Regions from separate parts of the Homo sapiens genome. Here region 2 is linked to region 1. Evidence: read pairs that join two places in POLR2A ChIA-PET (ENCODE). Cell type or tissue: GM12878. All regions are shown on one strand. Links, peaks and the distances in the headings refer to the core of each region. The heading gives the core; the rest is flanking DNA.

Region 1 (15,694 bases), core at 3,597-11,596:
TCCATGTCTTTTCATGGTTTAATCATTTCTTTCACCTGTGGAATAACATTCCATTGCCTGGATTTACCACAATTTATTTATCCATTCACCTACTGAAGGATATTTTGGTTGCTTCCTAATTTTAACCTCTTTTATGTGTACAATTCAGTGGCATTACTTGTATTCACAATATTGTGCAACCATCACAACTGTCTATTTCTCAAACTATTCCATCACTTCAAAAAGGAACTCTGTTAAACATCAAGCAATAACTCCCATTCCTCCCAGCCCCTGGTGACTTACTTCCTGTCTCTATGAATTTACTTATTATTTAATATTTCATGTTAGTGGAGTCATACAATATTTGTCCTTTTGTGTCTCACTTGTATCACTTAGCATAATGTTTTCAGGTTTGTCCATGCCGTAAATATATCAGAACTCCATTCCTTTTTACGGCTAAATAACATTTAATTGTATGTATGTACCACGTTTTGTTTATTCATCACCTCTTGATGAATACTTGGGTTGTTCCCACCTTTGGCAATTGTGAATAATGCTGTAATGAAGATTGGTATAAAAGTATTTGCTTGAGTCCCTGTTTTCAATTATTTTGGGTATATATCCAGGAGAGGAATTGCTGAGTTATATGGTAATTCTATGTTTAGCTCTTAGAGAAACCGCCAAACTTTTTTTCAGCAACTCCACTATTTTACATTCCCACCAACAACACACAAGGGTTCCAGTTTGCAGCTTCTCTTAAACCCAAGCAGAGTAGTTAGTTCAAATGAAGGTTATCTTGAAGTTACCTGGCCTATTGATTAGCTGGCATCCTTCCTCCACCCTAGACTCTATGAGATAAATTTTACTATAAGCTATTATAATTTACCACTCTCAGGCCTACAGTTCTCCATTAGTTTCCCTCACTAAGACTTCTGTTTCTATGCTCTGGACCTCATTACTCTCCTAACATAACCTTGATTCACTCGCCGTCTGTTTTCCACCCTGCTGAAGCAGCCCAACACACCTCTGACTCCATAACTCATCTAAACCACCCATGCCAAACACTTTACCCAAGCTGGCTTCCCCGACTTCCTCAGTCTCTCCCCGACCTTCCTTGGGCCACTCAGCATCTGTGCTAATGTCCTCCCTGCTCCTTGGTTCACAGTCATCTTGCTGCCATCTTCCTGGAGCCGGATCCCACTTAAAATGAGGGGAGATGCTCCTTTTGACTCTCATATTGCAAAATGTTATCGCTGCACCATTCTATTTAAAAATCTCACCCAGAGGAGGAAAGCTCACTAATTAATGGACACTTTAATGGAATTTCCTTCCCATTTCTATCACTTTTTTTTTTTTTGAGATTGAGTCTCGCTCTGTCACCTGGGCTGGAGTGCAATGGCGCCATCTTGGCTCACTGCAACCTCCATCTCCCAGGTTCAAGCGATTCTCCTGCCTCAGCCTCCGGAGTAGCTGGGATTACAGGCACCCACCACCACGCCCGGCTAATTTTTGTATTTTTAGTAGAGACAGGGTTTCACCATGTTAGTCAGGCTGGTCTTGATCTCCTGACCTCAAGCAATCCACCCACCTCAGCCTCCCAAAGTGCTGGGATTACAGGCGTGAGCCACCGCGCCCGGCCCCTGTCACTCTTATACCTTCCTTTCATTCATCCATTTGCCTCCATCCTACTTGATGCCTTGGCTATCTCATGACAACAGCTTGCAAACCTGTGTCTGCCTCTAAATTGTACTTGAATTGAATCCGTCTTTGGTTGCAGTATCATATACAGTGCAGATTCTTTTACTCAAACCTATCAATTGTTCTTTAGTTCCTACTCAGTGATTCAAAAGGATGATTCTAGCAGTTCAGGCCTCCCACAAAAGCCCAGTCCACCTTTTCCATGATATCTCCTAACAGACATGTCCCCTCCAGCTCCTGACTGCCCATGTTGGGCACATCCCTTTGTGTCTGCCTCATGACATGGCCTTTGTGGTTCTCATTTACACCGTTCTTTGCTTAATGAACTTCTACGTTTTGTTTAAGGATAGTGTTTCCATGATCACTCTAGCTAGAAGTAAAATGAACATCCTCTGCTGGTCTGGCACAGTTTGTACCATTTGGCTTATGTTTAGTTTCATCTAAAGAGCAACCAGTTAGCTTGGGGTGTCACTAGAAGAGGGCAGATGGCTGGCTGCCAAGTGGTTTCATAGCACCTTGGGACATTCACCAAGGCCAGTATCTGATCTTCAGTTTAGTAGGCTGAGGCACTTAACTTTGAGCAGCACATCCTGGGCAGAACTGCCTCTCAGGAATAAATACACATCACATCAGCTCATGGAACTGATGTGTGTGTGTGCACGTGCATCGCAGAATGCCACTAAATTAATTAATTTACAGCAACAGCTAGAACCTTCATGGATGGAAGTCTGTGCATTACATGAGTAAAACAGTCTCTCCCCAGTGGATAGGCCTGAACCAGAAGCCAATTTAGAATCAGAATTTTTAGTGAGTGTGGAATCAAACCAAACTGCTGGCTTGATGAGTCAAAACAGGAATTTCTCTGTCACAGAGGCTGAACTGCTCATAACCTTAGGCCAAAGATCATTTCCTGTTTCTGGACTTCGGAGTTCTGTCCTCTCTGGGTTGACCACATGTTGACTCAGTTTTACTCAGAATGGCCAACAATACAATCATCACAACATTGCCCCCCACCCTGGGATACTAAGGAGCCTTCAAGTGCAGTTCTGCTTCCCCCAAATTCGGTGGCAGCACAGTATCTTTGGTTTATCCCCTGACCAAATTCAACCACTAAATATGTCTAAGTATACCTGCTTGATTTAACTCCCAGAAGGCAATGCTTCCTTCCCCTCACCCCCTTCCTATGTTCTTGAGAGTTACTTTACTGTTCCACAAAGCATTGGCTATTGTGCCTCTGACCACAAAGTCCACTGCACTATAAACACTTGGGTTCAGCTCTTATCTTCATGTGTGAATGGAAAACTCCATGAAGACTAGACCAAGGCCTTATACGATGGTCTATGTCACACACGGCCTAGCACACAGCAGGTGTTCAGCCAATATTATTGAGAAAAGGAGCAAACAGGGGCTGTATTAGTAAATACTTGTGATAAATTCCTTCCAATTCTTTCTTCTCTCAGCTATATCTAACACTGGTGATGGTCTTCACATGATTTTTAAGTGTTGGTTATTCAAGAAAATCTTCTGAATGAAGAAATAAACTAAATTAATTATCCAAAGCTTCCAGGTCTTCAGTAATTGACTATAGAGAAACAGTCCTTGCTAAGTCCCAAGGGGCCTCCTTCTGGGAGAAGCCTGAATTGAAAGGCCATTCAGGATCTACTTCCCCACTGCCGATGGTTCTTCTGAGATGGATCTGCGACTGGGCTCCTGCCAGCTGCCCTTTGGATTTGGGTCTGACCTCCCTTGATTCAAGCACTGAACCTCAGCAGTCACAGGACAGCATGCTGAATTTTCTAGGAGGATTTGTTGTTGACCCAAACGGTCTGAAGAGGGACCTTTGTACGTTGGGAGTGACAGATTATTTGTCCCCCAGCCATCTTTAGAAGCTTCCAAAGGAAGGGAGACAAGATAAAAGCCCAGTGTACTTCACTCAGAGCTTTGCTGCGTGGTGTTAGGTTATCCAGTGTGCTCAGGATTCATCTCCTGATTTCAGTGAGAGAAATAAAATGAATATAGGAAAGGAAAACATGATATATGTAAAACCCTTTCTAAAGCTGGCTTTAACAGCACTTAAAGTCAACTGTAGAAAACGTTCTGTGTGTGTGTGTGTGTGTGTGTGTTTTAATTGCAAATTGGTGTGCAAAATCTCTGTTTGCTCAGGATCTCCAGAGACTGCCTCATGATGTGTGTTCTGTGATGAGGCCATGGGACCAGGCAGTAGAACTGCGACAGGACAGCAGGGACAGAGGGGAGCTTCTCCAGCCTTTTGTTTCGCACCAAATCACAACGTACTCATCAGGGGAATCCAATGTGTTCCTTATCAAACCTTTCTATTTTCAGCGTAAATTACTGAACAATCCTCCAGATACTGATTTTTATCTGCTTGCTAGATAAATATTAGTTCCTATTGGCACATTCCTATTCAGTGCACCACTCACAAGTTATGTAAACAAAGAAACAAACAAAAAAGCAAAAAAAAAAAAATTTCACTACAACTAATAAAACAAAACAGAAAAAATCAGCAAGAAGAGCTTCTTTCTTTTTTCTTATTGTCATAAAAGTGTAGCAGCTTAAATATATGTCCTAATACAATAAATAGCCCATTTGTATGGTTATTATTGGTTATTTCAGTTCTCAAAATTCATACTAGAATAAATTAAATTTATTTTCTAACTCTGCTTCTCTCTTGCTGTAGGTATGTGCGTACATAGGGGCAGAGGGCATGCTAAGCAAAAGAGCAAATAAAATCTCAGCATAAGATCCCTACAAGTAGTTATATTTTTGTATTTTTGGCTCCCTATTTAAAAAATAGTTATTTGTATTTTCATTAATTCCACAAATATTTATTAAGCTCCTGTCCTATATCCCACTTAATAATGGATATATCTTTTTAAGCTAAATTTCATATCCTGAATATCTCTGAATTACTAGAAATGGGGTAACTTTTCTCATTAATTAGAAGACTTCCAATTTCCACACCTTAGGAAGAACCTTAAAGTCTTTTTGAAGGTTATATTCAATGAGTGACTGCTGGACTCCTCTATCTAACACAGAGACAGGAAGCAGGCAGACTGTGTTCGCTTCCCTACAAATTGGAAATAACACACACTTCTATTACTGGTCTGATAAAAAAAAATCCAAGAAAAAAGGTACTGAAGATCCAAGTCCACCTTCTGGGATAATGGTGTTAATTTCATTGAATTACTTTGCTCCACTATATCCTTATACCAAATTATCTAATTTGTTTCAACGGATTCATGCAAAAGAACACAAGAGCAAAAAGTCCAGTGCCTGAAAGAAATTAGACTATGTACCTAAACAACTTGAATTCATGTCAAATAATATAACATATAATGGCATAATATGTGTATATGTATTTTCCAGAACTGATGAATGACATTAATGTACAGATGATAATTCAGCAAGAATGACTAAAAGAATTTCATGAGTAGACACATTACCGTAAATTTCCTGAACATCAATGGGAAAGTGGAAAAGTAAAACTTAGAAGTGAAATTTGAAGCAAAATATGGGTTAATCATGAGTGATGGATGCATTGGTGTTCTATCAACTCTAGGTACTCTCATCCGAGCATGCTAAAAAGAATTCTATTTCATTGTAGATTCACTACAGTCACTTTGTTTTTTTACTTGAATCCCTGGATATTTACTATAATTGACTATAAGCTAATAGCTCTCTTGGCACAATATTTATTATCTATTAAGTGAGTTTAGAGTTTGATTTTTCACTATCAACTCAATATTTAAAAAGCAGAGATTATTTTATACTGGATACATACAACTATTTAGTCCAGTTATTTAGAGTAGAGTTTCTCAACCTTGGCTGCGACTTATAATTATTTGCAGGGAATTTTTTGAGCCCTTCCTCTAGATTTAATTTGTCATAATGTGTGTCCATACATCAGATTTTTAAATAAATGTATTGAATATAACAAACATCACAATAGCAGGGTGAATTATAACAAAGTGAACATAACCCTGCTTATCAGGGTAAATAAACCAGGGTTTGTTTACCAAGTGCTTTCTCCTCTGAATTGGAGGGGAGAACACCTCTGTGTCACTGGTGGGGCATGTGGACAGGTGGGTTTCCCAGGAGGGCACACTGACTAGAAGCAGACAGGAGGCTGGGAATCCTTACAATAGCCGAAGAAGGAGATCCTTATTCTGGCGGTAGAGGGCTTTCCTGTTTCTACTTCTGGACAAAGCTGTTTCCTTTATATTTTCCCTCTAGAGGTCTAGAGTCACCTAAATCTCCATTTCTTTTCCTTCCCAGGTCCAGGATGTTTACTAGAATCCCTTCCCAGTCTCATCAGCCACCTCTTCAACAGAGAACAGGTCTTGAATTTTATACCAAGGGCAGGAACTCTCCATGCCAGCTATATAGTAGCCTCTCTGTCCTGGGGTGGGGTGAGGGCTAGGGAAATAGCTGGACCAACTATTCTAAAGTTAATTCTTACATATATTGGCAATTGCCTGATGATCTACTTTTTTCTTTGTCCTTGTTGACTTTGTACTTGGAGTTTCTTTGGAAGCTTCTTTGGGAGTTGAGAAAAACTGCTATTATCTCTGGTGTTTCTGGTTTTAGTTTTTCTTACTCTGATTTCTCTCTCCAAAATTTCCTTACACTTCATAGCATACCGAACTCCATTTTTTTAAATAGCAACATTATGTTGCATTATCTTCATATGGATATATCTTTTTATTATTTCTTGAAACCATGATGTTATGGTCTGCATGTTTATATCCCCATAAAATGGATGGTAGTAGGAGACCGGGCCTCGGGGAGGAAACTAGGTTTAGATGGGAGCATGAAGGTGGAGTCCCAAGGGTGAAACTAGTGCTCTTATAAAAAGAGAAAGACTAGAGCTCCCTCTCTCTGCAATGTGAGGCCTCATTGAGAACACGGCCATCTGCAAAGCAGGAAGAATACTCTCACCATACATTGAATCTGCTGGCACCTTGATCTCGAACTTTCCAATCTCCAGAACTGTGAGCAATAAACATCTGTTGTTTCCAGAACTGTGAGCAATAAACATCTGTTGTTTAAGCCCGTCAGTTTGTGGTATTGTTGTTACAGCAGCCTGAGACGACTAAGACAACAGGTATTCGGTCCTTTTCTAGATACCTATCCCTGTTATCCTGAGTAGCCCCTTATGATCGGTTCCACCCAATTGACTGATGTAGCTATTGTTTCTGCTCATAAAGCACAGTGAAAAGCGGCATGACACAGTGGAAAAAATACTGGGTTTAAGGTTTTGAGGTGATGGTTCTAGTTCCCACCCTGGAATAAACTTGTTAAGAAAGTATGATCAAATCACCTCATCTTTCTGGGGCTGCTTCCTCATGTTTAAAATTGAAGGGCAATTGGTTGGTATTTACCAAAATTAATAACACACTTAACTTTTGAGCCTGCAATTCCTCTCTCAAGAATTTATCTTGCAGGTATAACTGCACATGTTTGAAATGACAGATGGATAAGATTATTCACTACAGAATTAAAAGAAAGAATTCTTTGGTGTGATATTTGGAACTCACAGTTTTCAAATCAACAGAGAAATAGTGAAATAACAATGATCCATCACACAATGGAGTGCTATGAAGCTGTAAAAAAGAAGGAAGGAGCTTTTTATATACTGATAAGGAAAAATATGCAGGATATGTTATTAAACGACCAAAGACAAGGTGAAGAAGAATGTACATAATCATACACCTACCCTATGACCCTGTAGCAACATTCCTATGGCTTTATCCCACATGAGAATCACCTGGAGAACGTTTAACAGTATTGATGATATGGCATCTCAAGGCAACTGTCTTAGTCCGTTTTGGCTATAACAAAATACCATAAACCAGGTAACTTATAAGCAACAGAAACATCTCACAGTTCTGGAAGCTGGAAAATCCATGATCAAAGTGCCAGCCGATTTGGTATCTAGTAAGTGCCTGTTTTCTGGTTCACAAATGGTGCCTTCTTGCTCTATCCTCACATGGTGGAAAGGGAAAAGCACCTCTCTTGGAAAAAGGTCACTAAACCCTTTTGTGATGGATCTAATCAACTCCCAAAGCCTCTTCCTCTTAATGCCATCACCTTGGGAGTTAGAATTTCAATGTATGAATTTTGGGGAGACAGAAACATCCAGACCAGAGCAGCAACCTGTATGCTTCAGAAATATGAACAAAAGATCAAAAGAAATTTGAGGAATCAAATGGATCCCAAATCACCCTAAAAATTCTAAATGTTATCAATAGAAATGTGAGGAATCAAATGGATCAAAAACAACTCTAAAAATTCTAAATATTATCCTTAGAAAGATTAGGAAGGCAATTGTACTGCAAAACAAGTCAAGAAAGAAATTTTTGGAAATTAAAATAAGATTGCTGAAATCAAAGTCATTAGACCTCTCAAACATTATAATAGAGTTGAAAATCAAGTTATTGATCTAGAAGCTCAAGCAAAGAAATTTCCAACAACCAAAACCAAAAATGCCATAAGAAATAAAAGAGAAAGTAAAACCATAAAAAATGGGTTCAGGAAGTTAAGTAGCTGACTAAAAAAAGTTCTAAGAGATGAGAACAGATAGGAAAGAGGATGGAGGAGAGAATAATAATAATAAATAATGAAATGAAAATATCCTAGGTTTAAGAAAAATTAGATCACTCATATTGAAGTCCTCACCAAGGCTAAGTGAGTTTGATGGGGAAAAGACACATACTTAAATTTTACATACTGTTGAAATTAGTGAAAAGACAATTTAAAAAATTTCTAAGAGAGAGAAAAAAATGGGGCCACTTATAAAGGAAGGAGAATTAACAACAGATTTCCCTTCAGCAACAGTGGACACTAAAACTCAAAGAAGCAAAGATTGTCAAACAAACAAACAAACAAACAAAACCCTCTCTGGGATAATGACTATGAATTTAGAATTCCATGTTGAAACTACAATTTTTATGTAATATTTTCAATCATACAAGTTTCAGAAAGCTTGTTGCCCTCACAAGCTCTCCAAAAACATTACTCAAAAAGGCTGTCCAGCAGAACAACTGAGAAAGAAATATATTATGAGTCAGAAAGGTAGCAGCTGAATATGACTTGAAAAGGGAGAAAACTAAAAGGAAATGAAAAGAGAAGCCACTGGACCTTGATGCCTGGGGCATTATCCTATGAGTGGCTAAAGGTAAGTGTCTTAATGATATATTTAATTCTCTATAAATCCAATAGCATAACTTGGTTCTGTAGTAAATATTTATAAAAGCATAATCCCATTAATGCCTTTTTAAAGTTGGTTCAAAAGCTTTGAATTAACCTATAGACTACACATGGAATACATAATCATAGCCCCAGAACAGCAGATAAAGGGAAGTACAGGAGACGGGAGACACAGTCTCACTAGAGTGTAGAATTTCTAAATCTGGAAGTCAATAGCTACTTGCTAAAGTTGGGGGGTGGGGGAGGAAGAGGAAAATGTAATGTAAATTGTAATGATAACCCTAGAAAAATTACAACACAAAAACACTTGTTTATGTTTATTCCTGGGGAGAGAATTAGAGATACAGTAAGAAAGACAGCTTTTCATTTTTGATTAACAAGCTCCTTTATTAATAAAAGATTACTTAAATAACTCAAAGTAGAGCTATATAATGGAATACTGAGTGGTCTTTGGAAAGAATGAGATATGTCTATATATATTTTTGTGGAAGATTATCCACAATTATATATACTTAAGGTAAAAAAAAGAATTTGCAAAATAGAGTATCATCCCTATAAAGGTAAGAAAATTCTTTATATGTCTGTGTGCATGTATATAAGTAAATGCACTTAAAAATATCCGAAAGGAGAAGCTACAGGTTGAGGGTACAGGCGAAGAAAGGAGTCTTTCGGAATTTACTTTTCAAGCTTCTGAATTGTTTTACTGTTTGTAATAAGTAAATATAATACATAATATGTAAATATTACTTTTAAATAACTTTCATACTTTTTAATTACAAAGGTAATTTTCTTAAAAAGTAAGAAAAGCAAGTATATGAATGTATAGTGTTACTTTCTTCATTTAAAACTTTAAATGGGCAGGGAGCTATGGCTCATGCCTGTAATCCCAGAACTTTGGGAGGCTGAGGTGGGAAGATCGCTTGAGCCCAGGAGTTCGAGACTAGTCTGGAGACTGGGTAACATGGCAAGACCTCATCCCCTCAAAAACCACAAAACTTTGAATGTTTAAATATATTATTAAAATTAGTCTTTATTTTTTCATAGCCAAATAATGCCAGTATTATTTATTAAACTATTTCCCATGGAATGGAAACACTCTCATTTTCATATTGTAACATCCCACATGTACTTATATACGTTTCTTGGTTTGATTCTATCCCACTGCTCTATTTACTTTTTCTTGTGCAAATAGCTTTTTATAAAAAAATTATTACATTAACTTTAAAGCAAATTTCAATATATGGTACTACATGTACCACCTCATTATTCTTTTTCCCTCATACATTCTTGGGAATTCTTGCATTTATTTTTCCATATGAACTTTCAAATCATTCAATCCAGTATAAAAAACAAATCTATTGAAATGTTCTGGGATTAGATGAAACATGCAGTTTTAAGGTTAAAAAAAAAAAAACTTGAAAAAAAAACAGAGGCTATATGGTTAGATCAGCAGAGGTCAATCGCCACCACTGGAAGGACAATGCAAAGTAGGTCTCGTACTGATGGTATGAAGAACAAAAGCAATGACTGGGAGAGTCTTGTCTTCTTACATACAATCCTCAGTAACAGAAAACAAGTATGCTTGTAAACTTTCTCACAGGCCATGACGAAACATGAGTATTTACAGACAGCAGTGTTCACTGACCAGGGTCATTATAAACTGAACAAACAAACTTCGGTGAAGAGCAGGCATTTCTTCGGCTGCTCTGAAGGGGTGGTGAGAGGCAAGGCCACGTAGTCAAGAGTGAGGGCTGACTGCCCCAGGACTGTTGGTGTGAAGACGTAATTGACAGTCATAAATTAAATCTATTTATGTCACTGCAAAATGGATGACCAGGTCACTGAGGCACTGCAGCTACAAAGAGAGAGAAAAGGCTCTGACAGTGAGGAGTGTGCAGCTCTTTGAAGGAACTGTAATCCTGGGTGCAGAGGAGCCACGGCAGCACAGGGGGCTGGCTCCACACGCACTGGCGCTGTGGCAAGAAAATACGGTTCAGATCCCTGTTCTCCCATTTTCTAGTTATAGGATCTTGGGGTCTCTGAGCTTCAGTTCCTTTATCTGTAAAACATAGATAAATGCTTCTGAGTAGAGCTGTTGTGAACATTAAACCAGATACAAAGCCCCTTGGACAAAGCCTGACACATTGGAGTCTCTCAAGAGATGCTAGATATTAATGATAATCCAAAATGCAAAACAGATGGAAATAGGGCAGAGAAGGTAGTATTTAAGAGTGCCTGCAGTAGAAGAAAGTGTGTAAATGTGAAACTGAAGGACGCATGCAGGGCATTATTAAATACTTTTGTATTGTGAAATTAAAAGTTGCCAGAGGGGCTGAGTGTGGTGGCTCAGGCCTGTAATCCCAGCACTTTGGGAGGCCGAGGTGGGTGGATCACAAGGTCAGGAGTTCGAGACCATCCTGACCAAAATGGTGAAACCCCCATCTCTACTAAAAATGCAAAAATTAGCCAGACGTGGTGGTCTGCACCTGTAATCCTAGCTACTTAGGAAGCTGAGGCAGGAGAATCGCTTGAACCCGGGAAGTGGAGGTTGCAGTGAGCCGAGATTGCACCACTGCACTCCAAGCTGGAGATAGAGCAAGACTCCGTCTGAAAAAAAAAAAAATTGCCAGAGGTGGGGAAAGCTGAGCCAGCCAGAAGACTGAGAGGAACACAGGAATTCAATTGGAAAGAGTCTATATGCTAGGTCATGAAATCATGATTTTATATTATAGAAGTTTGTTTTTTTTTAATGGAGCAAAATAATAAGATTCATGTTTTATAAAGACCCTCCTGACAACAATATGGAGGATGTACTGGAGGAATTTGGAGGTAGGGCTGTGTGGTAAAACTGTAGGCAGGAGGATCATTTTATTTTATTTTTTAAGTCACAATGGAAGAGATATGATGTATGTAGGGAAAAAAACTAATTTAGAAAAAGACTATGTTTAATAGCTACAGAAGAGACACAAACTATGGGAGTTAAAGAATCGCCCTTGCTAGGCTCAGCCTCGCTTTCTTACCTTTCTTCTCTCTCGGCAAACCTAAAACTGATAAAGCTTTAAACTTCCCCAGGCTGAGTAACCTTGTTAGCAAGTGGGATAATGCCTGTAAGTTTGCAGGATTTAGATGCAGCAGGTAGATATGAAAGTGTAGTGTGCTTTGAGTATTCTGTCTTTATTGAATTTGCAGACCTACAATAGCAATGGCGGGAGCATGGCTATTTTTGCTTCAAAGTCAGTTGCTTGATTCAGTAGAAAGAGCACAGGCTACAGACAGTCAGACTGGGAGTTGAATGCTAGCTGCTCCACTTATGCTATAAGTAGGTAAATTAATTTCTCTCAGAAAGTCAGTCTCATCTGTTAGTGTCTCTCTCATGAAATTCACTAGTAGAAGTAGACAGAACAACAATAAACAAATACATATTAAAGAATGCTACTGATGGTAAAGAGCAAAGTGAGCAAGAGGATAGAAACTAACTGAGAACTGCTTTTTATTTAAGGTGGTCAAGAAAGGAATCCGTGAGAAGGTCATATTTAAACACACACTTGCAGAAAGTGAGAAAATAAGCTTTGAACACATTTTGGAAAAAGAGAATTCCATGCCTAGAAAACAGCAAATGCAAATGCCCTACAGCAGAAGAAAGCTGGGCTTGGGGGAAGGAAAATCAAGGAAGTATGTGTGGTTGGAGCGGAGCCTGGGCAGGGCAGCGTGAAGACTCACCCAGTAAGCATGGGCAAGCGTCCAGGCCAGGATCTTCTCTAACTGACCAGAGCAACAGGAAGCTGTCCTGGGCAGAAGAGAGGCACCATCTAACTGGCTTGAAGATCCCTAAGACTGCAGTGTTGAGTGCAGACTGTAGGGGACAGTGGGAGGAGAGATCTTCCAATAGTTAAGGAATTCCTGCAATGATTCCAGTTGAACAACGAAGAAGGCCCAGTCCAGGCTAGTAGGTGGAAGAGGTGTTCAGTGGTTATATTCTAGATAACGTTTAGAAGGTGGTGCTGATAGCATGTGCCGATGGATTGCCAAGGTGTGATCTTTGCTCAAGAGATTTTGGCTGGTCTTGTAAGAATAAAACAAAGTAAATAAAGTGCCTACAATTACTCAAAAACATCAGTTCTTTCCACCTTCCTTTGAGGTTCTTTGGCCTCTGTAGCTCAGGCCTCTGCAAGTGCTCAACATATGCAAAATCTGGTCAAGAGTGGCACTGGGTGATTTTTCAGCCATTGCTTATTGCCTGCTGTGTCCTTGTCTACTTGTTTTCTGGGTGAACAAAAACAAAAAGGTTAAGTACCACATTATTTTATATCTATTGCCAGGGCAAGCAAAGGCAAAAAGTGCTTGAGACAAGATATTTTCTTTCCCACAACAAGACTGAGGAGATTTACTGTAGGGTTTCACATTAAAGCAAAGCTAAGCAACACAAACAGACAAGCAAGCAAGCAAGCAAGCAGACAAACAAACTGGGTCCATTTCTCAAAGCTCAAAGCCCTCATCCAAGGAACTTTAATGAAGCCTTGAAAAGCAAACAGCAGTGGCAGAGGATTTAGTTCCAGGAGGGGGAAATTTTAAAAAAATTCATTGAAGATTATACATACTGGAATATGAATGAAAAATCATGGTTGAGTGTATTTAGCAGAATACTTGGCATTTGAGGGGAAAAAATCAGCCCATTTGGCTCAAACCTATCCCTGAAATCTAGTTCTCAATGATTACGCCATGAGGACACTCTTCTCTGAGTGAAGTTTTTATGTTAAGCCAACTGTGAGGGGAGCAGTCTTGGTTCTTCCTAAAGCCCTGCTTTCCCAAGTTCTATCTCCATGTGGAACCCTGGCCCTAGTCTTTTCTAGGGTGGGCATCTCACAGGCCCCCTGGCTTTACTTCATAAAAGGAAACTGACATTTATTGGGCCTCGCCTCCTGCCAGGACCCTGGTACTCAATGGAATTGTCACAGTACCATTGCAGGTGGAGTATCATTATTTCCGCTTCTCAGAGGTGGTGCTGGAGAGAAGCTCACCCACTCGCCCACACCTCACAGCTGTTACTTCATGACAGCAGGGTGCAGCTGAGCTGCCACGGATTCCAGGCTTTTTGGCCTCCCCTAGCCTTCCTCCCAGCACATTTTCCATTGCTGACTGGTATTTGACACTGACTTCCCCCGGATTATTTCACCATTGCTCCTAAACCATTCGGGTCATAATTTCTTTTTTTTTTTTTTAACTTTTAAGTTCAGAGGTACATGTGCAGGTTTGTTACATAGATACATTTGTGTCATGGGGATTTATTGTACAGATTATTTCATCACCCAGGTATTAAGCCTAGCATCCATTAGTTATTTTTCCTGATCCTCTTCCTCCTCCTACCCTCCACTTTCTGAAAGGCCTCAGTGTGTGTTGTTCCCCTCTATGTGTCCATGTGTTCTCATCATTTAGTTCCCACTTATAAGTGAAAGCATGTGGTATTTGGTTTTCTGTTCCTGTGTTAGTTCCAGCTCCATCCATGTCCATGCAAAGGCATGTCATGGTTTCTCAATACTTTTATCAGGAACAGTTGTAGGCAGAACATTCTATCAACTTTAGGGAATGTTGCATCCATTTAGCATGACTCTGTTTTCTGCCAATCAGTATCATGTCTTCAGAGACTGCAGGATGTGATGAGGCTATGGGAAGTAATGAACTCAGGTCTGATCACCAAACCACTGCTGTCAAATGGGGTGATTGTATGTGTGTGTGTGCATGCTTGTGTGCTTACAAACAATGCAAATAGCCTAATCCCTTTGTGGGGCAGAGCTCAACAGGTCATTGTTCACTGCTGGATGCCTGTTCTTTTCATCCTAACCATTTTTCCCCTGGAACTATTTATTATTTCTTCCTTTAACAAAAGAATAGCCTCACAGGGTGTTGACGACACTGAGTAGCTCATAACATATGACTGCTTCAGTGCAAAGGAGATGTGGCGAAACAGTGAAACTCTACTCCTCATAATTGTGCATATATGTGTGTGTTTTTTTGTCCAAATGTGTGTCTGTTAGTAGCTCAAGAAGATAAATGTTATTAATCAATTAGTTAATTAAACAAACAGCAACAGAGTGCTTATTCTGCAACATGCTTTATGCTCCATGCTCTCTTTGAAACTAGGCACTCATACACAATAAATACCATTACGCACAGTTGAAAATCAGTCTGTGAGTGGAAGAGGCTATGCCAATGGTGACATTTGCTGTGTGCTCTGATTGCTACTGAGCTCTCCCTTATTCTGGTGCTCCACAATTATGGACAACTCAGTATTTTCTGCATTAACAAATGGGAACAGTGAGAAAGATAAACCAATACATAGCACGATTAAAACAAATCTATATTTGCTTTTAAATGTAGTCTCAAATATAAACAAAGATTGTTTACTTCATAGAAGAGTTAGGAGGACAGTTAGTTATTGGAATACTTTATCCTACTACTTTAATCCTCTGTGAGTTTTAAAATGTGCAGTTATTGAAGTAATTCATTACAAATATTTACAAAGTGGTTGATGTTTAACTTTTTCAGCTGATGCTTTATGTTAAATGGACACTGAGCTTGCATTCCAAAATAGATAAGACAAACTCATACATTTATCTACCCTCTGAACCCAGATCTTCCCTTACATTGCATTTTACTCAGATCTATACCAATCTGTAATAGATGTGAGCTTCTTGGGGAAGGATTGAGAAAGGAGGTGAATCCATAAAGTTAGGATTTCTCACATGAGTGTCGGATTCGATAAATAATTTTTGGCTTAAAGGCAAGTCAT
Region 2 (15,694 bases), core at 3,150-11,149, 180 kb before region 1:
TTGTCACATATGAATTGATAAGACAGTATGACTCCCTTTTGTTCTGGGTTATTAAAACTAAGCATTATCTGTTACTTACATGCTGGAAAGGACATGTCTTAAAGAATTTAGTGTAAGCTTGGACTCAAATCCAGTCAAGCACTGCCAAATTTTAGTGCTAAGACTTTGGGTAGGTTACTTTGCATTTTTGCGACCTAGTTTACTTATCTATAATATTGATAGAGGCAGTTATTATCTTCTTCTTAGAGTTAATTTGAGAATCAATTAGATAAATACTTAAGCCTGGCATATTGAAAACCTTTAGAAAAAATCTGTTCTCATCGTTTTTAAATTGCCTCTCTTCAGGAAAATGTTATTTATACATTTTAGATAGCCCCTTCCTTATAGTACAGATAAGTTTCTGCAAAGTTGGCTGTGAAGCAGATTATTATAAAACAAATTTCAAAATAGTTCTCTTTGTAATATTTGGGGAGAAAAATTATGAGTTGAAAGCTCTTGGTGAAGAAGTTTGTTAGTGGCTTGCTGGAATGAGTAGAAAGTATACTTGCAGAGAGAAGTTAGCTACTAGAAATGGTTGTCCCTCTTAGGAAGCACCTGCTGGAATAGTAGAGCTCTTTGCATAATTGGGCTCATAGGAAGCCAATAAGTAATACCCATCTCGTATCATTTTTCTCTGTGTACTTCTATAAAGCCATAATGAATATGATGTATTCTTTATGGCCCTTTTGAATATGTTTTTGACCACCCCGTTTCCATATTGTACTTCATTGTTACCTTGGTCATAAATGAACTGTTTGTGTAGGTATGTGTGTGTGTGTATGCATGTGCCTGTGTGTGTGTGTGTGTGTGTGTGTGTGTGTGTGTGTTTGCGTGCGCGCGCGCTTCTGCATTCTCCTTTTTCATTAGTCAACTTCTCTGTTTTTCCACTAGTACCACTCTGTCATAATTACAGTTGCTATATTTTAGGTTTATGTTTTCTACTTCTAAGTCTTTCAACTTTGTTGTTCATGATTGCTTTGGTATTCTTGACCCATTTGCATTTCCATGTAAGTTTTAGAATCAACTTGTCAGTTTCCACAAAAAGCAGCATTGGGATTTTTATTGTTATTACATTGAGTTTATATGTTAGTCTGAAAATACATAATTTTTTTAAACTTTTATTTTAAGTTCAGGGGTACCTGTGCAGGTTTGTTATATAGGTAAACTCCTGTCATGAGGGTTTGTTGTACAGATTATTTCGTTACCCAGGTATTAGTTAGCCTAGTACCCATTAGTTCTTTTTCCTAATCCTCTCCCTCCTCCCACGCTTTACCCTCTAATAGGCCCCTGTGTATGTTGTTTCCTGCTATGTGTCCATGTGTTTCCATCTTTTAGCTGCCACTTACAAGTGAGAACCTGTGGTATTTGGTTTTCTGTTCCTGTGTTAGTTTGCTAAAGATAATGGCCTCCAGCTCTATCCATGTTCCTGCAAAGGATATGATCTTGTTCTTTTATGTGGCTGTGTAGTATTCTGTGGTGTATGACATTTTTTTAATCCAGTCTACCATTGATGGCATTTAGGTTGATTCTATGTCTTTATTGTGAATAGTGCTGCAGTGAACATATGTTCACTGTGTGTGGACACATGTGTGCATGTGTCTTTATGATAGAATAATTTATATTCTTTTGGCTATACCCAGTAATGGGATTGCTGGGTCGAATGGTAGTTATGTTTTTAGGTCTTTGAGGAATCGCCACACTGTTTTCCACAATGGTTGAAGTCAGTCTGCATATATTGAAATTGATGTCTTTAGAATAATGAATTTTCTAATTTATGAATACTGTATATCCCTTCATTAATTTAGCTTACCTGTACTTTCTCTTAATATCATTGTGTAGTTTTCAGTGTAAAGATGGCATCCTTCATTAGATTTATTTCTAGGAAGTAGACTTTTAAATTATACTTTGGTATCTTTTAAAATTTTTGCTTTCCAATTGTTGCTAACATAAAAATATAATGGATTTTTATATGCTGACTTAGTATACAGCATCCTTGACAAACTTCCTTGTTATTCCTGTTAGTGTGTCTGACTTAAGCATGTTAACTGTGAATAGTGACCGTTTTCTTTATGCCTTTCCAATTCTTATGCTTTTCATTTATTTATTTTTGCCTTAAGGTACTGGATAGGACCTCTAGTACATGTTGAATGGAAGTGGTAGTAGTGGTCTTCTTGCCTCATTCCCGTTTCTCAGGGAAACCTTACTGTAGAGTGAGTGTGTGTGTGTGTGTGTGTGTGTGTGTGTTTTAAGACACTTTTAAAATTAAGGATTTATTCCTGGTTTGTAGCGTTTTCATCTTGAATGGGTACTGAATTTTATCAAATGCTTTTTCTGCAACTATCAAAGTGATCTTTTCCCTCCTTTTTCTGTTAATGGGCTAAATTACATTAATAAATTCTGATTTTGATCTAGTCTAACGGAGTATTTGGGCTTATGTATAAATGTAATTATAAATAATATAATTATATACTTATTTACAATCTTTCCCTTTTTCTCTCCTTTTAAAAATCTATTTTATTTTTAGTTATGCTGTCTTTTCTTGTAGTGGTTACTGTAGAGATTACAGTATACTTCATGGAGTTACTTGAGCTACTGCCAATCATTATTTTTACCCCACTTCCCCAAGAATGCTAAAACCTTAGAATACCTTTTTCCCCATGAAGAACACTTTTTACTCCATTTATCCCTCATGGTTTTTACATTACTGTTGGCATGCATTTTAATTCTACTTATATTTAAGCCCCAAGATATTACAATTTTTCGTTGGCCAGTTTTGGAAAATTCTTACTTACCTCTTCAAATATTGCTTCTCTCTTTTTCTTCTGTGACTCCACTAAGTAGGTGTTAGACTCTTGCACTGTGTCTCACGTTTGCCTTAGGCTCTTTGTAATACCTATATTTTTTTCTCTGGTTTAGTGAAAATACCTTCATTGATCTTTTAAAAAGTTTTCTAGTCTTACCTTTTGCTGTTTAGTCTATTCAACTTATATTAAGTAGTAATTTCAGTTGTTTTCCAGTTCTAGAATTTCCATTTGATTCTTTTAAAATTAAATTATTGGTAAAACTCTGTTGCCTGTTGGGTTTTTTTTTCCTCCTAGCTTTTATTCATAAGCGTCTGTTTTTTGGCAGCCTGATAATTTTTTATTGAATAACTGTCATTGTAAAAATTGTAAAGGCTCCAGATGATAATCTTTTAGACAGGATTTATTTTTTCTTTTCTTAGACATGTTAGTGTGGGAGCTGATAACTTTTATCCAATCAGGGACTAAAGTGAATCAAGACTGTTTTAAGGCTATTTGTACATTTGATTTGTCTTCATACAGTCTAGTTTTACTTTACAGGCATTTCAATTTAGAGTCTTAAATTCTTGGGACACTGTCTCTGGCAAATCTCAACTCTAATCCTTGTCTTGTTTGCAGTATAAGACGTCTGAAAACTTTGCCTCTTGGCTTCCTGCTGCATGCAAAGTCAGCATTTGGCAGAAGTCTTAAAGAGCACCTCACCAGGATCTTAGCCCCTTGGATATCCTGTTTTATCTCCAGCGCCGTAAGGCCAACAGAATCTTTGCTGATAGTTTCACCCCATGGCAGTGGCTCTGTCTGGGTAAAGTGTGGATTCTCGCTCTTGCATTATGCTTAGAATCTGCAAATATTCTTGGGGAGAAAAGTGGCTGTAGTCTGTCAGCCCAATTTATTTATTTATTTTTGTTCGCTTTTTTTTTTTTTTTTTTTTTTTTGAGATAGAATCTCGCTCTGTCGCTCAGGCTAGAGTGCAGTGGCACGATCTTGGCTCACTGCAAGCTCTGCCTCCCGGGTTCACACCATTCTCCTGCATCAGCCTCCCGAGTAGCTGGGACTACAGGCGCCTACCACCACGCCCGGCTAATTTTTTTTTTTTTTTTTTTTTTGTATTTTTAGTAGAGACGGGGTTTCACCGTGTTAGCCAGGATGGTCTCGATCTCCTGACCTCGTGATCTGCCCGCCTCGGCCTCCCAAAGTGCTGGGATTACAGGCATGAGCCACAGCTCTGGGCCTTGTTTTCGTTTTTTACTTCTGTAATGACTTGAAATGTCAGCCCACCTTTAGGTTGTTCTCCCTTCTCTAGAATCTTGTGACCTTTTGTCCTGATTGCTTGAGCAGCTCTAGATACCTTTAAACATACTTATTTTTATTCAAGTTTTTCTATTTCTCAGCAGAATTTAGTTTACCTGCTAGTTACTCCATTATCCCCAGAAGCAGAACATCCCATGGTAGCCTCTAAGTACTTTTTATATACATTAATTGTTTTGATCATTACCAGGCTTATCTCCCCTGCCCATCTGTACCATCAACTGTCACCAGTAAAGTTTTACTTACTGTTTCTACTCCAGTACTCACTTTGTGCTAAGGGTGTGTATATGTATAAAATTTCCTATTATCCACTCAGCAACCATAGGGCAATGAGGTGCTATAATAATTTAATAAACAAAGGAGAGGCCCAGTATCTATAAGATCACAGAATTCATGGCAAAGCACTGATTCACATTGGTCTCAGTATATAGCTCTTGTTATTAAAGTCTATGCTATTGTTTGTGGTCTTTCTATAATCTTGTTTGCTTCCTATAGAATACAGCTCAGGGAATATCTTCAGGACATTTTCTGTGTCCTGAAGTGCTTCATTATCACTGTTACAGTACTCTCTCATATTATCATATTCAAAATATCTCCGTGTCTGTATCCTCTACTATGTTATAGTTTTTGCCAAGAGTAGGGAATGTGTTTTATTTATCTTCATACCCCAGGTTTCGTTAGAGTGCATGATATATCTAAGCATATAATAAATGTTCATTGTATTTCCCTAAAGTCATCGTATACTTAATTTGAATAGATTTAAGAAATTTATATGTGTATTACTATTTTATCACCTTTATAAACACTTATTAGAATCTTAATTATTCTCCCTGGTACAGTCTTAGCAAAACTGTTGAACATTATATGTTATATATTATATTAACTCTTTTTCATCATATATATAAAGTTGTTTTGACCTCAGGCAGTATTTTGTTATAACATCCTGAAGCAGTTCAGAGGACTTTTAGCATAAATATGGTAGTATTTCAAAATTGTAATTTACCATTTGTTAATTGTAGAATTAATAAACAAAAATACTGTATGTATAATTAAACCACAATTGATTAAGCTACCTCCTAGAAGATGAATGAGCTGATTGCAGATGACAATGAAAGACGTAGCTCATAAACATCAGTCTCATTTTATAACTGGATAAAATTTTGATAATGCTCTTTAGACAGCATGATTTTTTTTAACCCTACTTTGCTGGATAATTTATATATTTTATTGGTCTAGAAGCTTGATAGCTAACACACTTGATATACTGCAAAATTGAAGACATTTTTTAAAGAAACAATAGTTTTTCCTTTGGGTGATTAAAAATAACGATTAGTACTTTATTCTCTAATAGTGGCTAATATAGACTCAATAGTTATAGAAGGTGTTTTATAGAGTTGACCCTCTGTATCCACCGATTCTGCATCTGAGGATTCAACCAACTGTGGATCAAAAATATATGGGAAAAAAAATTAACAATACAACAATTTAAAAAATCTAATAAAACAGCACAGTATAACAACTATTTACATAGCATTTACATTGTATTAGGTGTTAAGTAATCTAGAGATGATCTAAAGATACCAGAGGATATGTGTATATCAAATGCAGATATTATACCATTTTGTATAAGGGACTGGAACATCTGTGAATTTTGGTATCCATGGGAGTCCTGGAATCAGTCTCCCATGGAAACAAAGGGACAACTTTGATTACTTTTTAATCACAAAAGAAATGTGTATATATGTGCATATGGACTTCTATGTGCAGGTATTTTTTTTAAATGAGGCAAAATTCATATAACATAAAATCTATCATTTTTACTTTTTTAAAAAGTACAGTTCCGTAATGGCTTAGTACATTGACAGTGTTGTGCAACTAGCACCTCTGTCTAGTTCCAGAACACTTTTATCAGTCCCAGAGGAAACTCCATAACCAATTACTTACCATTTCCCCCTCCCCACAGGTCTGGCAACTACTAATCTGCTTTTTGTATGTATGGATCTGCCCAATATTTAAAACAAGTGAAATGATACAATGTGGCCTTTTGTGCCTATCTTCTTTCACTTAGCATAATGTTTTCAAGATTCATTCATGTTGTAACATGCATCAATACTTTATTTATTTTTATGACTACATATTATTTCATTGTGTGACCAGGCTTAATGGCTCACACCTGTAATCTCAGCACTTTGGGAGGCTGAGCTGGAAGGATCTCTTGAGCCCAGGAGTTCAGGACCAAACTGAGCAACAGTGAGATCTTGTGTCTATAAGAAATAAAATTACCCAGGTGTGGGCAGTGAGCTGTGATTGCATCACTGTATTTCAGCCTGAGTGGCAGAGCAAGACACTGTTTAAAAAAAGGAAAATTCATTGTGTACATGTACCACATTTTAAAAATTCATTTATTGCTTGATGAACATTTGGATTGTCCATCAATGAATGGATTATTAGCTAGTAACCTTTTGGCTATTGTGAATACTGCAGCAAAGAACATTTATGTTTCAGTCATTTGAACACCTGTTTCCAGTTCTTTTGGATATATACCTAGGAGTAGAATAGCTGGATCATGTGGTAATTCTATGTTTAATTTTTTGAGGAATCCTTAAACTGTTTTCCACAGCGGTTAAACCATTATACATCTCCACAAGCAATGTCCAAGGATTCCAGTTTCTCTACATCCTCGTCAATGCAGGTGATTCCCCACTCCTTTTTTTTTTTTTAATAGCCATTCTAGTAGCTTTTTTTTTTTTTTTTTTGGTCTTTTTCAGCATTTTTACTGTGATCCATGTGTTTGTGGGTTTCTTTGCATTTAACCTACTTGGAGTTGATTGAGCTCCTTAAATGTGTATATTATTGCTTTTCAATAAATTTGAGAAGTTTTCAGCCATTTTTTTTAGTTATCTTTTTCTGCTGCTTCTGTCTTTCTTCTCCTTCTGATACTCCCATTATATACATGTCAGTGTGCTTAAAATAATGTCCTACAGTTCTCTGAAGATGTTCATTTTTCTTCATATTTTTCTGTCTGGATTGTATAATCTCTACTGATTTGTCTGTAAGTTCACTAATTCTTCTATTTGTTCATATCTACTGTTGACCTCCTCTAGTGAATTTTCATTTCAGTTATATGGTTCAGCTCCAGAATTTTTATTTGGTTCTTTTAAAAAAAATAACCTTTACCTTTTTGTTGACATTCTTTATTTTTTTTGTGTGACATTGTCATCATACCTTCCTCTAATTATGATTTCCTTTAGTTCTTTACACATACTTATTAATGGCTATTTGGAATGCTTTGTCTGTTAAATCCAACATGTAAGTTTAATCACAGTTTCTGTTATCTGTTTTTTTCCCCAGCATATGGGTCATACTTTCTGTTTTTTCATGCCTCGTAATTTTCTATTCAAAGCTGGATATTTTATGTAGTAAATTGAGAAATTCTTGGAACTGGTTTCTTCCTTCCAGTGCATGCTGTTGCTTCTTGCTTATTTTGTTTATGGACTGTTTTAGTGGAGTCTATTTAGTGCCCCCCCCCCACACACACACACACGCACACAGTGTTAAGCCTCTGATGTTGCACCTCTGGGGAAGCAGCCTTGGGTATTCCCAGTTACCCTGGGTGATGGTGGTTTGGCAGGGCTTTCTTTTTGCCTGACTACTCACATCTGTTAAGGTCCATTAATCTAGTGCTAATTGCACTGTTTTCAACAATGCCCTGGGGCATTATGTTGTTCTGCAGACTCATCAACTTTGGTTTCCTTTGAAGAAATAGTTCCCTAAGTCAGTGCCTGAAATTTCTTCCGAATCCAGGTGGGCTCCTCTCAGCTGTGTCTTTTCCTGTTTTTTTTTGGGCAAATCAGCTGTCCTGTAGTTTAGCCTTTGTATCCATTGATTCCTCCAGTCTCTTCTCATTTGCCTCTCACAGCCTCTACTGTTTTTCAGATCATGCTTGCCTGTTTCCTTGCAAATGAACTTCTTTTCTCTGGGAAGAGATTAAAAGCAGTCTGCTTTATGGTCCACTTCTTTCCACAGGCAAACATCTCCAAGCCCAGGCTCTGGAGTAAGGAGGAAGGAACAATGGTATTTCTTTCCCAGTGTATCTCTACTGTAGGAGCTGTGCTGGAGGGAGGCAGTAGCCTCAGTTCTTCTTATCTTCACGCTCTTTGTATGGAACCCACAGTTTACAAGCCAAGACAGCAGTGATTGGTACCCTGACAGCACCATGCCCAAAGTAGAGCCTCCACCTTTCCGGCAGTGACAGATTTGAAGAAGGGAGCCAGCCCCTTACCTCTTGGTTTCATTCACCTGTAACATCAGCATTAAGTAGCTAGAGGTGTAGCAGCATGAGCCAAACAAACAAACAAAACCCCTCAGACACCGAGTTGAGGAAGGAAAGGACTTTATTCGGCTGGGAGCATCGGCAGACTTACATCTCAAACAACCGAGCTCCCTGAGTGAGCAATTTCTGTCCCTTTTAAGGGCTTATGACTCTTAAGGGTGTCCACGTGAGAGGGTCATGATCGATTGAGCAAGCAGGGGATACATGATTGGGGGCTGCATGCACCGGTAATCAGAACGGAACAGAACAGTACGGGGATTTTCACAATGCTTTTCCATACAGTGTCTGGAATCTATAGATAACACAAGCAGTTCAGTCATGGGTTGATTTTTAACTACCAGGCCCAGGGCGTGGCATCGGGCTGTCTGCCTGTGGATTTCATTTCTGCCTTTTAGTTTTTACTTCTTTTTTCTTTGGAGGCAGAAATTGGGCACAAGACAATATGAAGGGTGGTCTTCTCCCTTAGAGGCAGGATGAGAAATGTTGACATCCTTCCTGTCACAGGAGGACATTGACTGGACCTGTTGGAAGAGGGAACACAGTGCTTATGGCTACACCAGTCTAGAGTGGAGTTTCTGACTCCTTGAGTTAGGACAGAGCAGCTCCTGGTTCAAAGACCACAGACTCTCACTTTTCTCATAGTCTCTACTAAATTTTCTTGAATAAATGTTTCTTCATTTGTTCTGTGCTTCCAGCAGTGTTTTTATATTTTTCACCAAATTTTCTGGGGAGTATGTCCATGGAACTCCTCAAGTTGTCACGCTGAAAGTTTTTTTCATTAGTGGTTCAGTCTCTGCTGGTTATGGGGGTCTGTTCACATTTTCGGTTTCCTCTTGAGTCAGTTTTGGTAGTTCCACATTTGTGAATTTTAAAATTTTTTCTTCTGTTACTGATTTATAGTTTCATTCAACTGCAATCAGAGAGGATACTTTGTATAATTTAAATTTTTTTAAATTCGTCGAGACTTGTTTTGTGGCCTCGGTAGCATATGGTCTGTCCTTGAGAACATTCCATATGCACTTGAGAAGAATGTGTGTTCCACTGTTGATGAGTGAAATGGCTGTTAGGTCTAGTTATTTTATACTGCTGTTCAAGTCTTCTATCTCTTTATTGATCTTCCTCGTTCTCTGCATCATTGAATGTTGGGTATTTCTGTCTCCAGCTATTATTGTAGAATTGTCTATTCTCTCTTTAATTCTGTTAGTTTTTGCTTGATATCGTTTGGGGCTCTATTATTTGGTGTATATATGTTTGTACTTGTCATACCTTCTTGATGAATTGACCCTTTTATCAATAGATAATATCCTTTGTCTCTCATAACAATTTTTGACTTAAAGTCTGTTTTGTCTTATGGTAGCATAGCCACCCAGCTCTCTTCTGCATGAAATACCTTTTTTCATCCTTTCACTTTCAACCTATTTTTGATTTCCATACACAAGAACCCTTAAAAATATTCTTCCAGTCTTTTCACATTGCCTATCTGTTGGATCACTTCTTCAGTGCTTAGCCAGGCCATTTGCAACTCTGCCTTAGTCTTCACTTCCTGTTGGCTCAGCAATGTCAGCCAGCTTAGGACCTTCTTAGCTGTTTTCTTTTTTTTTTTTCTTTTTATTATACTTTAAGTTTTAGGGTTCATGTGCACAACGTGCAGGTTAGTTACATATGTATATATGTGCCATGTTGGTGTGCTGCACCCATTAACTCATCATTTAACATTAGGAATATCTCCTAATACTATCCCTCCCCACTCTCCCCACCCCACAACAGACCCCGGTGTGTGATGTTCCCCTTCCTGTGTTCGTGTGTTCTCATTGTTCAATTTTCCACCTATGAGTGAGAACATGCGGTGTTTGGTTTTTTGTCCTTGCGATAGTTTGCTGAGAATGACGGTTTCCAGCTTCATCCATGTCCCTACAAAGGACATGAACTCATCATTTCTTATGGCTGCATAGTATTCCATGTTGTATATGTGCCACATTCTCTTAATCCAGTCTATCATTGTTGGACATTTGGGTTGGTTCCAAGTCTTTGCTATTGTGAATAGTGCTGCAATAAACATATGTGTGCATGTGTCTTTATAGCAGCATGATTTATAATCCTTTGGGTATATACCCAGTAATGGGATGGCTGGGTCAAATGGTATTTCTAGTTCAAGATCCCTAAGGAATCGCCACACTGACTTCCACAATGGTTGAACTAGTTTACAGTCCCACCAACAGTGTAAAAGTGTTCCTATTTCTCCACATCCTCTCCAGCACCTGTTGTTTCCTGACTTTTTAATGATCGCCATTCTAACTGGTGTGAGATGGTATCTCATTGTGGTTTTGATTTGCATTTCTCTGATGGCCAGTGATGATGAGCATTTTTTCATGTGTCTGTTGGCTGCATAAATGTCTTCTTTTGAGAACTGTTGGTTCATATCCTTCAGCCACTTTTTGATGGGGTTGTTTGTTTTTTTCTTGTAAATTTGTTTGAGTTCTTTGTAGATTCTGAATATTAGCCCTTTGTCAGATGAGTAGATTGCAAACATTTTCTCCCATTCTGTAGGTTGCCTGTTCACTCTGATGGTAGTTTCTTTTGCTGTCCAGAAGCTCTTTAGTTTAATTAGATCCCATTTGTCAATTTTGTCTTTGTTGCCATTGCTTTTGGTGTTTTAGACATAAAGTCCTTGCCCATGCGTATGTCCTGAACGGTATTGCCTAGGTTTTCTTCTAGGGTTTTTATGGTTTTAGGTCTAATAAGTCTTTAATCCATCTTGAATTAATTTTTGTATAAGGTGTAAGGAAAGGATCTAGTTTCAGCTTTCTACATATGGCTAGCCAGTTTTCCCAGCACCATTTATTAAATAGGGAATCCTGTCCCCATTTCTTGTTTTTGTCAGATTTGTCAAAGATCAGATGGTTGTAGATACGCGGCATTCTTTCTGAGGGCTCTGTTCTGTTCCGTTGGTCTATATCTCTGTTTTGTTACCAGTACCATGCTGTTTTGGTTACTGTAGCCTTGTAATATAGTTTGAAGTCAGGTAGAGTGATGCCTCCAGGTTTGTTCTTTTGGCTTAGGATTGACTTGGCAATGCAGGCTCTTTTTTGGTTCCATATGAACTTGAAAGTAGTTTTTTCCAATTCTGTGAAGAAAGTCATTGGTAGCTTGATGGGGATGGCATTGAATCTATAAATTACCTTTGGCAGTATGGCCATTTTCACGATACTGATTCTTCCTACCCATGAGCATGGAATGTTCTTCCATTTGTTTGTATCCTCTTTTATTTCATTGAGCAGTGGTTTGTAGTTCTCCTTGAAGAGGTCCTTCACATCTCTTGTAAGTTGGATTCCTAGGTATTTTATTCTCTTTGAAGCAATTATAAATGGGAGTTCACTCATGATTTGGTTCTCTGTCTGTTATTGGTGTATAAGAATGCTTGTGATTTTTGCACATTGATTTTGTATCCTGAGACTTTGCTGAAGTTGCTTATCAGCTTAAGGAGATTTGGGGCTGAGACAATGGGGTTTTCTAGATATACAATCATGTCATCTGCAAACAGGGACAATTTGACTTCCTCTTTTCCTAATTGGATACCCTTTATTTCCTTCTCCTGCCTGATTGCCCTGGCCAGAACTTCCAACACTATGTTGAATAGGAGTGGTGAGGGAGGCCATCCCTGTCTTGTGCCAGTTTTCAAAGGGAATGCTTCCAGTTTTTGGCCATTCAGTATGATATTGGCTGTGGGTTTGTCATAGATAGCTCTTATTATTTTGAGATACTTCCCATCAATACCTAATTTATTGAGAATTTTTAGCATGAAGGGTTGTTGAATTTTGTCAAAGGCCTTTTCTGCATCTATTGAGATAATCATATGGTTTTTTTCATTGTTTCTGTTTATATGCTGGATTACGTTTATTGATTTGCATATGTTGAAGCAGCTTTGCAACCCAGGGATGAAGCCCACTTGTTCATCATGGATACGCTTCTTGATGTGCTGCTGGATTCAGTTTGCCAGTATTTTATTGAGGATTTTTGCATCAATGTTCATCAGGGATAGTGGTCTAAAATTCTCTTTTTTTGTTGTGTCTCTGCCAGGCTTTGGTATCAGGATGATGCTGGCCTCATAAAATGAGTTAGGGAGGATTCCCTCTTTTTCTATTGATTGGAGTAGTTTCAGAAGGAATGGTACCAGCTCCTCCTTGTACCTCTGGTAGAATTCAGCTGTGAATCCATCTGGTCCTGCACTTTTTTTGGTTGGTAAGCTATTAATTAATGCCTCAATTTCAGAGCCTGTTATTGGTCTATTCAGAGATTCAACTTCTTCCTGGTTTAGTCTTGGGAGGGTGTATGTGTTGAGGAATTCATCCATTTCTTCTAGATTTTCTAGTTTATTTGCATAGAGGTGTTTATAGTCTCTGATGGTAGTTTGTATTTCTGTGGGATCGGTGGTGATATCCCCTTTATCATTTTTTATTGTGTCTATTTGATTCTTCTCTCTTCTTTATTAGTCTTGCTAGCGGTCTATCAATTTTGTTGATCTTTTCAAAAAACCAGCTCCTGGATTCATTGATTTTTTTGAAGGGATTTTTGTGTCTCTATTTCCTTCAGTTCTGCTCTGATCTTAGATATTTCTTGCCTTCTGCTAGCTTTTGAATGTGTTTGCTCTTGCTTTTCTAGTTCTTTTAATTGTGATATTAGTGTGTCAATTTTAGATCTTTCCTGCTTTCTCTTGTGGGCATTTAGTGCTATAAGTTTCCCTCTACACACTGCTTTGAATGCATCCCAGAGATTCTGGTATGTTGTGTCTTTGTTCTCGTTGGTTTCAAAGAACATCCTTATTTCTGCCTTCATTTCGTTATGTACCCAGTAGTCATTAAGGAGCAGGTTGTTCAGTTTCCATGTAATTGAGTGGTTTTGAGTGAGTTTCTTAATCCTGAGTTCTACTTTGATTGCACTGTGGTCTGAGAGAGTTTGTTATAATTTCTGTTCTTTTACATATGCTGAAGAGTGCTTTACTTCCAACTAAGTGGTCAATTTTGGAATAAATGTGGTGTGCTGCTGAAAAAAATGTATGTTCTGTTGATTTGGGGTGGAGAGTTCTGTAGATGTCTATTAGGTCTGCTTGGTGCAGAGCTGAGTTCAATTCCAGGATATCCTTGTTAACTTTGTGTCTCGTTGATCTGTCTAATGTTGACAGTGGGGTGTTAAAGTCTCCCATTATTATTGTGTGGGAGTCTAAGTCTCTTTGTAGGTCTGTAAGGACTTGCTTTATGAATCTGGGTGCTCCTGTATTGGGTGCATATATATTTAGGATAGTTAGCTGTTCTTGTTGAATTGGTCCCTTTACCATTATGTAATGGCCTTTTTTGTCTCTTTTGATCTTTGTTGGTTTAAAGTCTGTTTTATCAGAGACTAGGATTGCAATCCCTGCCTTTTTTTGTTTTCCATTTGCTTAATAGATCTTCCTCCATCCCTTTATTTTGAGCCTATGTGTGTCTCTGCCTGTGAGATGGGTTTCCTGAATACAGCACACTGATGGGTCTTGACTCTTTATCCAGTTTGCCAGTCTGTGTCTTTTAATTGGAGCATTTAGCCCATTTACATTTAAGGTTAATGTTGTTATGTGTGAATTTAATCCTGTCATTATGATGTTAGCTGGTTATTTTGCTCTTTAGTTGATGCAGTTTCTTCCTAGCCTCGATGGTCTTTACAGTTTGGCATGTTTGTGCAGTGGCTGGTACCGGTTGTTCCTTTCCATGTTTAGCGCTTCCTTCAGGAGCTCTTTTAGGGCAAGCCTGGTGGTGACAGAATCTCTCAGCATTTGCTTGTCTGTAAAGGATGTTATTTATCCTTCACTTACGAAGCTTAGCTTGGCTGGATGTGAAATTCTGGGTTGAAAATTCTTTTCTTTAATAATGTTGAATATTGGCCCCCACTTTCTTCTGGCTTGTAGAGTTTCTGCCGAGAGATCAGCTGTTAGTCTGACGGGCTTCCCTTTGTGGGTAACCTGACCTTTCTCTCTGGCTGCCTTAACATTTTTTCCTTCATTTCAACTTTGGTGAATCTGACAGTTATGTGTCTTGGAGTTGCTCTTCTCGAGGAGTATCTTTGTGGCATTCTCTGTATTTCCTGAATTTGAATGTTGGCCTGCCTTGCTAGATTGGGGAAGTTCTCCTGGATAATATCCTGCAGAGTGTTTTCCCACTTGGTTCCATTCTCCCCATCACTTTCAGGTACACCAATCAGACATAGATTTGGTCTTTTCACATAGTCCCATATTTCTTGGAGGCTTTGTTCATTTCTTTTTATTCTTTTTTCTCTAAGCTTCTCTTCTCACTTCACTTCATTCATTTCATCTTCCATCACTGATACCCTTTCTTTCAGTTGGTCGCATTGGCTACTGAGGCTTGTGCATTCATCACGGAGTTCTCGTGTCTTGGTTTTCAGCTCCATCAGGTCCTTTAAGGACTTCTCTGCATTGGTTATTCTAGTTAGCCATTCGTCTAATTTTTTTTCAAGGTTTTTAACTTCTTTGCCATGGGTTTGAACTTCCTCCTTTAGCTTGGAGTAGTTTGATCGTCTGAAGCCTTCTTCTCTCAACTCGTCAAAGTCATTCTCCATCCAGCTTTGTTCTGTTGCTAGTGAGGAGCTGCGTTCCTTTGGAGGAGGAGAGGCGCTCTGATTTTTAGAGTTTCCAGTTTTTCTGCTCTGTTTTTTCCCCATCTTTGTGGTTTTATCTACCTTTGGTCTTTGATGATGGTGACTTACAGATGGGTTTTTGGCGTGGATGTCCTTCCTGTGTTAGTTTTCCTTCTAACAGTCAGGACCCTCAGCTGCAGGTCTGTTGGAGTTTGCTGGAGGTCCACTCCAGACCCTGTTTGCCTGGGTATCAGCAGTGGAGGCTGCAGAACAGCGGATATTGGTGAACAGCAGATGTTGCTGCCTAATCGTTCCTCTGGAAGTTTTGTCTCAGAGGAGTACCCGGCCTTGTGAGGTGTCAGTCTGCCCCTACTGGGGGGTGTCTCCCAGTTAGGCTACTCGGGGGTCAGGGACCCACTTGAGGTGGCAGTCTGTCTGTTCTCAGATGTCCAGCTGCGTGCTGGGAGAACCACTGCTCTCTTCAAGGCTGTCAGACAGGGACATTTAAGTCTGCAGAGGATTCTGCTGCCTTTTGTTTGTCTTAGCCCTGCCCCCACAGGTGGAGTCTACAGAGGCAAACAGGCCTCCTTGA

Evidence for each region. Peaks named below come from ENCODE experiments on the same cell type or tissue, not always from the same donor. Only the 100,000 strongest peaks of a DNase experiment are listed, where the experiment ranks them.
Region 2: POLR2A ChIA-PET joins it to region 1 with 14 read pairs; 3 of 35 experiments call an interaction of 5 or more read pairs at or near these places.

The regions. Positions count from the first base shown.
Region 1 is chr2:138,709,823-138,725,516 of GRCh38, forward strand. The region is part of intron 1 of NXPH2 (neurexophilin 2); the gene reads right to left. Among named protein-coding and RNA genes, the nearest start is that of NXPH2, 63 kb to the right of the region's middle. RefSeq lists an enhancer at 2,768-2,857. In GM12878, for the core only: a CTCF peak has its summit at 6,582; no DNase peak of the experiment used is centred there.
Region 2 is chr2:138,528,670-138,544,363 of GRCh38, forward strand. The region is part of intron 1 of SPOPL (speckle type BTB/POZ protein like); the gene reads left to right. Among named protein-coding and RNA genes, the nearest start is that of SPOPL, 35 kb to the left of the region's middle. In GM12878, for the core only: no CTCF peak of the experiment used is centred there; a DNase peak (open chromatin) is centred at 7,782; H3K27ac peaks cover 1,197 bases.